Linked DNA regions of Mus musculus: region 1 is linked to region 2. The links are chromatin loops, found by intact Hi-C in ENCODE. Cell type or tissue: gastrocnemius. All regions are shown on one strand.

What was found. A loop is a pair of places that touch in the nucleus more often than their neighbours do. Peaks named below come from ENCODE experiments on the same cell type or tissue, not always from the same donor. Only the 100,000 strongest peaks of a DNase experiment are listed, where the experiment ranks them.
Region 1: a loop joins it to region 2, with 2.2 times the contacts of the local background. A loop is called at or near these places in 6 of 42 quality-filtered maps.

The regions. Positions count from the first base shown.
Region 1 is chr7:27,643,437-27,645,936 of GRCm38, reverse strand. No RefSeq gene overlaps it. Among named protein-coding and RNA genes, the nearest start is that of Ttc9b, 9.2 kb to the left of the region's middle. In gastrocnemius, a CTCF peak has its summit at 1,217 (motif pointing right); no DNase peak of the experiment used is centred here.
Region 2 is chr7:27,575,576-27,578,075 of GRCm38, reverse strand. All of the region lies in intron 8 of 2310022A10Rik (RIKEN cDNA 2310022A10 gene), which reads right to left. Among named protein-coding and RNA genes, the nearest start is that of Akt2, 15 kb to the left of the region's middle. In gastrocnemius, a CTCF peak has its summit at 973; a DNase peak (open chromatin) is centred at 961; H3K27ac peaks cover 963 bases.

The sequences.
Region 1 (2,500 bases), 68 kb before region 2:
CCTGATCCAGACACTCTCTTAGGGGAGGGGGGTGCTGGGGGTGGAGTCCACGGCACTTCACACTGTGAGCAGACTATTGCTGAGCCACACTCCAGACAAGATAGTCTGCAGAATAACTGAGCATTCATGCAGACTAGTAACCGGGTCTATACCAAGCCCTAAGCGGTACTCTGCGTTGTCTGTGTTGGGCTATCATCACACCTAGGTCCCCCAGCATGATGGCAAAGTACCTTACAGTACAGCCCCAGATCAAAACTTTGTAAAAGATTTTTTCATTGTTTATTTTTAGATTTTATTTTTATTTATTTATTTTTTGTTTTTTTTTTTTTTTTTTTTGAGACAGGGTTTCTCTGTGTAGCCCGGGCTGCCCTGGCACTCACTCTGTAGACCAGGCTGGCCTCGAACTCAAAAATCTGCCTGCCTCTGCCTGCCTCTGCCTCCCAAGTGCTGGGATTAAAGGCATGAGCCACCACGCCCGGCTTTATTTTTAGATTTTAAAAGGCAGGGTTTCCCTGTGTAACCCTGGCTGTCATGGAACTCACTCTATAAACCAGGCTGGCGTTGAACTCAGACATCCACCTGCCTCTGTCTTTTGGGTTCTGGGATTAAAGGTGTGTGCTTATACTGCCTGTTGTTTTTTTTTTTTTTTTTTTTTTTGTAGACCAGGCTGGCCTCGAACTCAGAAATCTGCCTGCCTCTGCCTCCTGAGTGCTGGGATTAAAGGCATGCGCCACCACGCCTGACTCACTGCCTGGTCTTAAATGACTTTTTTTTATGAGCATGGATGCATGCAGGTATGTATTGTGTAGCATGTGTGTTCCTGGTGTCTGTGGAAGTCAGAGGTAGGGAAGCTGGAGAGATGGCTCAGTGGTTAAGAACACTAACTGCTATTCCAAAGGTCCTGAGTTCAATTCCCAGCAACCACATGGTGGCTCACAACCATCTGTAACGAGATCTGGTGCCCTCTTCTGGAATGTCTGAAGACAGCTACAGTATACTTATATATAATAAATAAATCTTTAAAAAAAAAAAAAAGGAAGTCAGAGGTAGGCATTCAAGCTCCTGCAACTGGAATTATAGACGGTTTTGAGCTACCTGCTACTTAGGAAAAGCAGTCAGTGAACTTGACCCCCCCCCCCAATATTTTGTAAGATTTATATGTGTGTCAGCATGTGTTTGTGTAAATGTGCCTTCCTGTGTTTATGTGACTCATATGAGAAGTACCAGCAGAGGACAGAAGAGGGCATCAGATTCCCTCTAGAGGGAGCTGATGTGAGCTACCCAGTGTGGGTACTGGAAACTAAACCTGGGTCCTTAGCAAGCACAGTAAACACTCTTAACTGCCAAGCCATCTCTCCACCCCTGGGATATTTTTAAAAGGCAGGAACATTGCACTTGACTAAAATTTGATAAAGGTTTGTGGAAAGGGAACAGTGTGTCAACAGTAACTTTCTTTCCTACCTTGGTGGTAAGTCCTTGAGTAAAAGGACATTCTTGTCTATAGACAAATACTGAAACATGGAAGAGCTGGAGAAAAACTGAATGTGGCCAAGTGTGGAAGAACAAAGAACAGGGTGTTTTGTATCCTTCTGCAACCTTGGAGATTGAAACCAGAGCCCTGTCCACTCTGAACAAGTCTTCTACCAGGGGACTACATCCCAGCATATATGCAGTTTTTACTTCAGGAGTTACAGAAAGCTATATGATATCCAATCCCCCATCTTCCCCATTATTAACATATTGCAACAAGCATAGATCTGTTAGTAGCTAAACTGCTTCACTCACCTTCCTCCCATGTGATGTCTATATTCTTGCTTGTCAACCTGACCACATCTAGAATTAAGTGAAACTCTAGTGGCTGGGTACACCTGTGAGTTATCTCCTCCTCCTCTTCTCTCCTCCTCCCTTCTTTCTCCTCCTCCCTTCTTTCTCCTCCTCCTCCTCCTCCTCCTCCTCCTCCTCCTCCTCCTCTGGATTTCTAATACAGGGTCTCTGTGTTGTTCTGGCTGTCCTGAAACTTGCTCTGTAAACAAGCCTGGCCAGATATCTGCCTGCCTGTGTGTTGGCATTAAAGGTGTGTGTACCACTGACACCAAATTTAATCTGGATCTTTCAAGGTGGGAAGCTCCACCTTTAATCTAGGCCATACCTCCTGCTAGCAGCCTATATAAATGACATGCAAGAAGGAAGCGTTTATTTTTTTTGCCAGATTGCTCTCGCTTTGGCTAGCAAGTCCATTCCTTTACTGACATTAGAGCCAACTTCTTTAGGATTCCAGACCAGCTGAGACATCCACTCCTGTGGACTGAATAACTACTGGATTCTTGGCCCTTCTGTTGGTAGACATTGTTGAACTAGCTGGACCACAGCCTGTAAGCCATCCTAATAAATTTCTCTCTCTCTCTCCCTCCCCCCCCCCATACACGTGTGCACATGCACACACGTGAGCACACACACCGTTAGTTCTATTCGTCTAGAGACCCCTAATACACCGAGCATC
Region 2 (2,500 bases):
CATCATGTGGTCGCCGAGCCATCTCTCCAGACCCATTTTTTTTTTTAAATGATTCTTAGTGATTGATGGAGCAGGGACCACAAACACCAGACTGGGGGTCCTGGGTTCTATAAGAGGACAAGCTGAGAAAGCCATAGGGAGCAAGCCAGTAAGCAGAACTCCTCCATGGCCTCTGCATCAGCTGCTGCCTCTAGGTTCCTGCCCTGTTTCAGTTCCTGTCCTGAAGTTCCTCCAGTGATGACAGGGATGTGGAAGTATAAACCAAACAAACCCTTTCCTCTCCGACCTGCTTTTGATTATGGTGTTTCATCATAGCAGCTGTAACCCTAACTAAAACAATGGGTCTCCCATAGCCTCCGCTAACTGTGAACTCACTATGTAACCGAGGCTAGATCTCGGCTGGGTGCTATCACAGCCAGCTTTTCAATAGATAGTTCTGAACCTGCACTTGCTCCTTTCACGCTTGCGACTCTGGGCATCTGGCAGGATGCAATGCACCGGGATGAGCCCTCTACTAAATAAAGCACACACTTCAGCCAGGTGGAAGTGGTGCACACTGTTGACCCTAGGCCTTGGGGGTCTGATCTACAGAGAGTCTAAGGGCTATAGCCAGGACTACACTGGGAAACCATGCCTCAACCAAAGGAAAAAGCCCTACATCACCAATGTAGTGTTCACTGAAAGATAAGCCCAAAATACTATGGAAACAATCACTAAAGAAGAATAAACTACCAGCCCAGGGGTGGTGGCACATGCCTTTTATCTCAGCACTTTGGAGGCAGAGGCAGGCAGATCTCTGTAAGTCAGTGGCCAGCCTGGTCTACAGCGTGAGTTCCAGGACAGCCTGCACTAGTGACCTTACTGACCCAGGCACAGCATGCTCTGGTTGTAGGACATAGAGAAAATCAAGCTGGAACTGGCTAGGGCAAACTTCCTCCCTGGTGGCTAGTTTCACAGTGTTGAAAGGCCCCCTGCAGGCCGCGGGGAGAAGTCATCAGTGTACCAGCTACCAGCAGTGAACCCGCAACACTAGAACAGCAACCTGCCAGGCCCGATGTGCTCACAGCTGTAACAGCAGCATGAAGGTTACACACTTAGCCAACAGCTCTCTGCTTAGAGTTGAGGCTGCGCCACAGGAGGAATACATGCCTGCTATGGAAATCCTGGTCAAATGTCTGCACCTTGGGAAGTCATAGGCCCTAACAGAAAATTTAATACTGCCATTTTGCTAAATAGGCATGGTATCAAACTATCTTCTAAATAATCATGTGTAGGGAGATGAGGGCTTTAAAGAGCACTTACTGTTCTTGCAGGTTCAGTCCCTAGCAACCAAATGCAGCTCACAGTCACTTGTGACTGCAGTTCCAGAGGATCTGTCACCCTTTTCTGACCACTGCAGGCTCTTACATGAATGGGGTACACATAAACTCATATGTATACATATAAATGTATATGAGATTTTATACACACACACACACACACACACACAGACACACACAGACAGACACACACACACACACACACACACACATATATTTATATCCATAGACTAGTGCTACTCTCAACTGGTCAGAGAAGTTTCTTCCACAGTGGGCAGCAGTCACCGAAAGACTCAACTGTGCTGACAGTCAGTGTGTTTTGAGTGCTCAGCCTTAAATCTATGTCAACCCTCCAAGGTTCGGAGGACACTGCAGAGGAGCAGCAGAAAGGACATAGGGGCTGAAGAAGTGCTGTGAAATGTTGCACTCAAGGTTACCCACACAGGACCTGCAGATCAAGCCAACAAGATCAGTCAGGATTCTGCCTGGCAGCTCCAACAGTGAGAGGGAAAAAAAAGACAGGACATGAATGAGATAGGGATATGTTGGTGTTATCTGGTAAGAATAAGGGGTTAGTTTAGGGAAGATCCAATGAAAATATAATGTATACAGTATGAAATCATCAAAGGATAGGGGCTAGAAAGATGGCTCAGCAGGTAAGAGTACTTAATGCTCTGGTACAGGACCCACGTTCGATGATTCCCAGCATACACGTTTGCTTACAACTTTACACAACTCCAGTTCCAGGTTCCCAACATCCTCCCCTAGCTTTCGAGACTGCTGCACGTTACACACATGAACTCACATATGTATACCTATAAAAAGTCACTTTTGGGGGGAGGGCATGGGGGACTTTTGGGTTAGCATTGGAAATGTAATTGAGGAAGATACGTAATAAAAAAAAAAAAAGAAAAAAAAGTAACTTTTAAAGGATGTATTAAAAAATAAAAGACTAAAAATGAAAGAAAAAGACATGACTGGAGGAAATCTTATAGTGATACCTAAAAGATAATGCTCATTGTGCCAAAAAAAAAAAAAAGGGACTGAGGCTATAGGTGGGTGGTCAACTATAGGTGGGTGGTCGAGTACCACCCTAGTATGCTCAAGGTCATACTGCCAGCACCTCAAAACAACTGGCCAGGCGATGGTGCCTTTAATCCTAATACTCAGGTGACAAAGGC